2 separate regions of the Homo sapiens genome follow, and region 1 is linked to region 2. A link is a loop called in an ENCODE intact Hi-C map of the cell type or tissue named here. Cell type or tissue: mesothelial cell of epicardium. All regions are shown on one strand.

Region 1 (4,000 bases), 550 kb after region 2:
CTCAGCTTAAAGCAATGTCTGTGAAGGCATCCAGCGAGCGTGCAATGACACATCTGCACTGTCACTGCCATCAACATCACCGTCATCATCACCACCGTCATCACCACCACCATCACTATGATCACCATCACTCACCATTAACATCACACATCATCAGTCATCATCACCACCATGATCACCACCATCACCAACATCATCAACACCATCATTACATCATCATCACCACCACCACCACCGTCACCATCACTACCAGCTGAGCAACCCCTTGCCCTGCTCCACTGTGCAGATGGCAGGCTGAAGCCTAGACAGAGAGGTTGACAAGTTTTGTCATAAATAGCAAGGGGATGGTGTTTTGGGTCCTCTTGGCCATACTGAGCAAGTTGAGGACTGGCCAGCGGCAGAAGGAAGAATAGGAAGTGGTGCCGAGGCTGATGGCCACCCTTGCACAGCCCACTCATACAGCCCAGGGGCGCTGGGGTTAGACCCAGTGGTGGCAGGTACAGCTGCAGCCCAGCCACAGTGAGGGAAGTGGGAAGCACACACAGGAGGAAGAGGGTGCTCAGGAGGGGGCTCCCCATGAGCAGTCAGTGCCTGCACCCAGGAAGCATTCAAGACAGAGCTGAGAGGTGAAGACACTCACTAACTGGGGCATGAGGGCTAGGGTTTTTGCAGGAACCCCACCCTGTCATGCCTACTCCCCTGAGAAGCCCACCATGGGAGCTGCGGCCACAGGCCTCACACCAGGCCCAGCTACATTCAACCAGATATGCACGCACCACCTTCCCCGAGTCTTGCAGCCGTTGCTATGATCACCCACCACGCTGGCAGGGCTGCCAGATGCCCATGGCGGCCACTGTCCAGGGATGCCCCAGGCGCTAAGGGGCACACTTAACCTGGGACCAGGCTGCCTGAACCACCATGGTTCAGAAGAGGAAACAGCCCCAGAGCAGCATCCACTCCCAAATTCTTCACAGCTTAGAGGCAGATGTGGACAGGAGGGGCACACCTGGGCCAGGCAGCTGGGAGGTGCAGGCCAAACTCTTGACAGACCCCTGGTCCTCTGTGACCCAGCCTCCTGGTTGTGTCATGCCCCCTTCACCACCCTGTGTGTGCCCCAGTGCTACAGGGAGAAGAGCGCCCAGGTCGCTCATGGCTTTAGGCTGACGGCAGAGCCGGCTGCACCCCTCCCTGCCCAGCTCGCCCTGCACTTGGTCCGATGCCCCAGACGCTGGCTCAGGAAATGTCAATTCCCTACTGTCATTTCCCGCTTCCCCATGATTCCCGGGTTTCCCAGGGCAGGATGGGTTTTTTTTTTTTAAGAAGAAGCCAAGTAACCACCTGCAGAACTGGCCCCTAACAGGGACGAGCAGGCAGGGTCTGTCCCTAGAGGGCTGAGGGGCTGGCAATGACCGGCCAGTGACTGTGGGACTCGGAGCCCCATCCCAGAGTGCCTGCCCAGGGACGGGTTCCCAACGCAGCCGCTACTCCTCCACTCCCACGACTGGCACAAACCTCAAGGGACGCCCATCCCCAAGGTGCAACCCGCACGGCCAAAATGAAGTCCTGAACCCAGGGGCCAGGACCAGGGACCGCAAATCTGAGGCTGGCCCTTTTAGGAGAGCTACAGGGCATCTGATTTTACCAGGAAGCACCCACATCCCCCAGCCTAAAGATGGCTAGGGTAAGCGAGAATTCAGGTAGCCTCATGGACGGAGTCACCCACCCATCCCAGGGACCCAGAAGTCAGGAGGGCTTGGCCCAGCCAGCGCCAAGGAGGAAGCCAGAGGAGAGCCGTGATGGAAATCGCGCAGCTCTGGGGCCAGGCCTGTCCAGCCACGCTCGCTCCACTGGTTCCCAAAAAGGAGCTCCTGCCATGGGGGTACAGGGAGGAGGTGGGCTCAGGGCCACCCACCTAGAAAGATGCCAAGGGGCCCCGGAGAGTCCTGAGAGCTGCTTTCCAGCCACAAGGCCGGAGACACTCGGTAAGCTGACCTGTGCCCCTGTACGGCCATTCCCCCCGGGGCATCGTGAGCAGACCACCCATCTGCTGCCTGGGGCAGAGGCTAGGAGGGTGGGAGGGCGGGAGTCAAGCCCCAGTCCTGGCAGAGTCCCCGTGGAAAGAAGCGGAGTCACGGAAAGGGCGTGACCAAAGGCGTGGGGCCACCAGGAAGCTGGGAGCCCCAATCGCCTGCATGTGACGTCCTTCCCACCCTCCCCCTCTGCAAAATGGAGGCTCTGACACCGGGGCTTGCCCTGCACACTGCACCAAGCCAGGTGACTGTCACGGCCCCCTGCAAACACACAGACTCCATCATGTGGTAGAAGAGCTGCCGTAGGCCGCAGCTACCACAGCTCAAACACCTAACTGCAGGTGCACGCCAGGCCAACATTTCATTACATGAGCTCACAGAAGTGTGGTGACAAGGGGGAGCCGCTCCTCCTGCCCCCGTCCTGCAGGGGAGGAACCAGGGCTCAAGGAGGCGAGATGTTTCCAAGCCCGGAACAAGAGCTGCCGGGTCAACGCCTGGAGGCCTGGCTTTCTGAAGCCTCGGTCCACCCCTTGGCCACCCCTCGACCACCAGGGTGGCCAGACACAGCAGACACCCATGAGCCCTGAGAGTTCCAGCAATGACGCCCACCTTGGAGGACGGGTACCAGCTCGGGGACTTGGCAGAATGCTCACCTCTCCAGGGCCAGGCAGGGGCTCCTGGGCAGCGCAGCCTCCCTTCCAGGCCGTACCCCTGAACTGTGTCTAGCACCACCACAGGGCCAGACCTTCGAGGAGGGTGAGTGGGAAGCAGGGGAATTCCTGGAGAAACCCCGCCTGCCCCACAGCCCGCCTGTGTGGCGAGGGGGCCCCCAGCCTGTGGGCTCCTGGGGGTAGTTTCCCTTCAACAGGAAAAGAAATGATTCTTGTTTCATTTTGAGCCATGTTGCTCTCGGTGGCTCAGAGGCCCTGCCACCGCTGCCAGCAGCTCTGTCGTGGAACGGCCAGGCTTTCCACCCTCAGGGCGGCTCTCGTCTCCACCTTCATGTGCACGGCCACCTGGCTCAGGAACACCCCTGCAGTTCCTCAGGTCCCACCTGTGGTGGAGCGTGGCCAGCTCCATGCCAGAGGCCAACACGATGGTTCAGTCGGGGACTCTGAAATGATCAGGGCAGAGGATGCTCCCCCAGGCATGTCCTGGGGCCTGGCATGGGGCCGGCCTCTCTGGGGGACATCCCCAGTCTTCCCACGGCCCGCTGAGCAGCACCATTTGCAGATGGGGGCACCGGTGCTTAGAATAGGCAGGGCATGGCCACCGGGGCCACGCGGTGGACAGAGTCCAGGCAGGGAACCCCTGAAGGACAGAGCACCTGCTCAGCACCCAAGGCTGGCAGTGGGGACCCTCTCCAGCTGGTGCCGGCTTTCCAAGAATCCCCTCCACACCCGTGCCATAAGCCCAGGCCCACCCTAGCACGCAGCATCCTTCCCACAGAAGAGGCTTACCACCCACGCACCTGAGCCGGATGCCTGTCATGTGCAGGGGCCTGACTGGCGGGGCATCTGCAGACGGGGGACAGGGCCTCACCCATGAGACAGACCAAGAACGGGACGTCAGCCCGCTGAGCAGGACTTCCCCCATCACAACCCCAACATGGGCGCCCTCCCTGCCTCTGCCACTCCCAGGGCTGCGGCGGAGCTCAACGACACCAGCCCAGAGGCTCAACTGCACCCAGAGTTGCCTCTTCCGAGCTCAGCCTCAGCACGTCCCTCCTGCCCCGCAGAAACTTGCTGAGGGCCCGGGTCAGGCTCATCACCACTCTGAGCGAGACAAACCACCCCGTGGCCACAGGCGCCACAGGCCCCACAGGCTGAGCCTCAGAAACCTCCCTCCTGGCTGCCGTGCCTGCTGTGTAGGGCCTGGCCCCCCACCCACTGTCCCAGACTGGGGGCTTTGGACTTTGGGAGTGTAATGGGGAGCCCTGGGAACTTCTGGCAGCGACAGAGTGGACCTCC
Region 2 (4,000 bases):
GTGTGAATGTACCTGTGTGTTTTTGGTGTTAATGTGTCTGTGTGTCTGGTGTGAATGTGTCTGTGTGTGTGTGTCTGGTGTGAATACATCTGTGTGTGTGTCTGGTGTAACCCTGTCCCAAGGAGTGGCCCAGCCATCCTTCATGGGTCACAGACTGTGACATTTGGGACTACCAAGTAGTGGGCTTCCCCTGCTGTCCCCAACCCCACCCCACACCCCCAGCACCAGGTGGCTTCATCAGAGTCACAGCTGCCTGTTTGGGAGGCTCTGGGCCCTGAGCGGAGAGGGAAAGGGGCAGATGGGCCAGCACACACTCAACTCACTCTTCGACTTGGCTTTCGCAGGTGGAGCTGCCAGAGGAGCCTCACAGCCTCCCCCAGCCCACAGTGACCACCCTCCTGCCATGAGGCCACTGCTGATGAGCCTGAGTCCCATGTGCATTTGAGGGCACCTGTGGCCCCAGGCTCCGGGCCAGGGCCTGGCTCAGGGCAAGAACCAAGTTAACTGTCTCGTGAATTGGGGACGGGGTAGGCTGCATGGGCAGAGGTGACAGGGGTGCTTCCCCACCCTCCGCGCCACCCTCTGCCCTCTGCCCTTTGCCCTCTGCCCTCTGCCCTCCGCCCTCTGCCCTCCACCCTCTGCCCTCCGCTCTCCAGGTGGCTTTCCCCAGGACCAAGTGTGGTTCTGCCCTGGGAAGAGAATGGAGCAAGGGTCTCCTGGCAGAAATTAGGAACCCAGGACTTTACCCACCTTCAACCAGCCAAATGGCCTCGGTCAATCCTCTCGAACTGCATACCTCAGTATTCCCATTTGTATAAAGAGGGTCTCCATGCTCTTTGAGGACCAGGATCAGATCTGACAAGTGCAAGGTTAAGGTCAGGCTTTCTGGTGACAGAAGGTGTGCAAGCTGACACAGGTGAGGTTTTGTTGACCTGCTTACCTTGCTGGCGTTTTCTTCTTCCTGAAATCCCTGCTTACTGTTTCTCCTCCATTGCCCACCACCTGCCCCAAAACATTCCCCGCCTGCCAGGTAGGGAGACCTGCAGTGAGGACACCCACACGCGGGGTTTCTGTGTCCCTCGAGAGGGGGTGCGAGGGCAATGCCAAACAGGGGAGGGTGGCTAAGGGTGGAATTTCAGGCATGAGCAGGGCCGCCGTGTGTCTAAGCCAGGCATGGAGCAGGGAGGGGCAGGGAGCGCTTCTCCATCCAAGGAGCTCCGGGGGCAGCACACAGCCTCGGGACAAGCCCAGCTGTGGGGCCCGGATCCCGGTCCAGTTCAGTCTCAATCTCCACTCGTTTCATTTCTCTTGAGTCTCTGGGCCTGTTTCCCCATCTTTACATTGCACTGTGGGGTTGCAATGCACAGGGTGGTGAGGTTGGATGAGATGAGCCGACTTTGCCTATGTTAGTATCTCTCATACCCGCATTCCTCACACACTATGTCCGGGGCACTGGGGACCTGTGATCCAGCAAACCCCTGCAGAAAGAGGGACGGCGAACCTCTGAAAGAAGTAAACAAATCAGTCCCAGAAGGAAGGCGGAAAGGAAAGCCGTGGGGATGTGTTTCTGAAGTCAAACACCCTGCGCTCGATAAGGCTTCTGGCAGAGGAAGAGTGAGAGCCCCTCCCAGGCCGGGCTGCCGGCTCTCCTGGCGCCTTCCCGCTCAATCCTATTAGCCATCGAGCAGCAGAAAGAAGCAAAGCACACTCAGAAGGAACGCAGATGTCAGAGACAAAGACAAAAGGCAGGGTGGGGCTGGGAGGAGGCACCGCTTGCAGGCCTGGCCAGGCCAAGCTCCCTGGAGAGGAGCCGCATGGCTCCAGAGGGAAAGTGGTTTAGCAAACTTGATGGATTCCTCTTATTAGACAAAGCCCTGTCTCCCCTACTCCCACCCCTGCACAGCTACAGAAAAAGGCTCTCCAGCGGGGGGGCATCTTACTCCCACCTCCATCCGGGAGGGGCTGGCAGGCTGGGGATGGGGAGAGGAAGGAACCCATACCCCAGGCTGGTCCCCAGGTCCAGCCCCTGGAGAAAGCTGGAGGCCTGTGTGATGAGCACCCTGGCTTCTTCCGTCTCCTGCAGGGCCCCAGGAAGCTGCGATGCCCCCACCAGCCCTGGACTCTCTTTCTTCATGTGGAAGGGTCATCTCAGAACCCAGGTCCAGTAGGATCCAGTAGGGGCTGCGTTCCCTCAGGGAAACCTGGGAGGTGAGGTTGGGAGGGTCATCCATCCACCTGGCCATCGTGCACTTGAGCGAGGCAGACAGGGTGGAGGCAGAACGGCGGGGTGCTGCGGGGCAGGTGGGCGTGAATCCCCTGCCAGCCCTGCCCACACACAGGGATGTGTTGGGGTCCGTCGATGAGAAAGTGTGCCTGCAGGCTTGAGCGGGGCTGGAGCCTCCACCACCCACCTGTGCATGGCAGCTCTTGGTGGGGGGCAGTCTGGGCGGGGTGCCCAGCGGACCCTGTGGCCTGAGTCACGGCGGATCCCGTGTGCCTCACGTAATCCTCCCCCCCGGACCTCCCCAGCCATTTTCAGGACCTCGGGAGGGAAGAAGGCATTTGAACATCTTCAAGATCATTTGCAGGTGAGGAAACTGAGACTCCGAGGAGGTGCTCAGGACCTCGAAGCAGGAACGCGAGTCAGGCCAGTGCACCTGCCAGGCTCACCCTTTTAGTCCAAGAGGCACAGCGCCCTCCGTTTCCACCTGGCAGAGCCCAGGAGTGAGGCTTTCCCACCTCCACACGCCCAGCGCCCGCCCCAGAGGAAAAACACCACTTCCCAGGATCTGACCCAGAGCAGACGATGGAAAGAGAACAGTGTGTGGGGACAGAATCTTCTGGAGACCTCCATTGTGCCTCAGTTTCCCTCTATGTCAAATGTCAGCCTCTGAGCGTTGAGGGTAAACTCTATACATCATTGGAAGATTGTGCAGGGAAAACACCAAAGAGAAGCCCTATCTCAGGAAAGCCCCCCCTGCACGTGCCCCCTCCCCCATTTAGACCTGCTCCCCATCCATGTGCCTGTGCCCCTGGCAAGTCACTGTCGTCTTGTTCCTCTCCCGATGGGGCACATGGGTCAGGACAGAGGCAAAGCAATCAGCTCCACATTGCCTGCCGGCTGCAAGGGGGGGCAAAAGAAATGTTTAATTTATCACTGGTTCCAAGAACTAAGGAAAAAGTAATAATAATTCTGTCTTGAGCACCAAGAGCATGATATTTACAGCCGCAAAACTTTCCCAACAGTTTGAATGCAAAACAGGGTGTGCCGTATTCATAGCCGTTTGTCCCAATTGGAAAGGAAGGCGTTCGAGAGCAAAATAGCACTTTGCTGCAAACCGCTCGCTAAGAAAATGGCAAGGCAGTCTGTGTTCTGAGGGAGGCTGGGAGCTGGAAATGAGCAGGTACCTGAGAAAAACAGAACAAAAGCAGGTGCAGAAGGCGGTCAATGGCAGCCTGTGCCAAGCAGAGCAGGGTGGCTTTCTTTTTATTTAAAATAACATTTTTATTGATTCCTGAATTCCTGCCCAGATGAGGCTGGGGAGACAGGAAGCCACATGGACGAGATGCCCGGGGAGAAAGCCCATGGTCTCCCAGCACTTGCCCTCCCGAGGCTGCTTCCACTCTGCACCGTGTGGCGGGGGCGGTGGGCACAGCCGACTCAGTTTCCCTTGCTCTTAGGGCGAGCACCAGCACTTCTCTCCCAGGAGCTGAGATGATTCATTAACAACCAAGGAGAGATTTGAAAATGAAAAATGTCCTCGCCGTCTCTGGGATTAATCATCGTATAACGCATGCTCCCTCTCTGCGTGGCAACTTAATTACCTGCCGTCGACAAAATGATTCTCCTCCTGCTCCTCTCCGGAGAAACGCTCCCATTTGGAGCCCGCGGTGCAGATTCTCGGCAAAGAATCAAAGCTCTCTTTGCAGCAACAGAAAGGCTCGGGAGTGTTTTTATGGAATGAGAGAGAACAGAAGCAGCCTCTGCTGGAGAGGGGCC

Evidence for each region. A loop is a pair of places that touch in the nucleus more often than their neighbours do. Peaks named below come from ENCODE experiments on the same cell type or tissue, not always from the same donor. Only the 100,000 strongest peaks of a DNase experiment are listed, where the experiment ranks them.
Region 1: a loop joins it to region 2, with 25 times the contacts of the local background. A loop is called at or near these places in 1 of 110 quality-filtered maps.

The regions. Positions count from the first base shown.
Region 1 is chr9:134,390,343-134,394,342 of GRCh38, reverse strand. The region is part of intron 1 of RXRA (retinoid X receptor alpha); the gene reads right to left. Among named protein-coding and RNA genes, the nearest start is that of MIR4669, 13 kb to the right of the region's middle. RefSeq lists enhancers at 295-454, 2,311-2,520, 2,561-3,050, 3,101-3,200, 3,581-3,670 and a silencer at 1,066-1,360. In mesothelial cell of epicardium, no CTCF peak of the experiment used is centred here; no DNase peak of the experiment used is centred here.
Region 2 is chr9:134,942,323-134,946,322 of GRCh38, reverse strand. LOC105376314 (a long non-coding RNA gene) reads right to left here. Exons shown (of 4, transcript NR_188683.1): 4 at 3,116-3,408. LOC124902302 (a long non-coding RNA gene) reads left to right here and starts at 625. Exons shown (of 2, transcript XR_007061846.1): 1 at 625-916. LOC105376313 (a long non-coding RNA gene) reads right to left here and starts at 1,597. Exons shown (of 3, transcript XR_930421.3): 1 at 941-1,597; 2 at 751-855. In mesothelial cell of epicardium, no CTCF peak of the experiment used is centred here; a DNase peak (open chromatin) is centred at 1,682.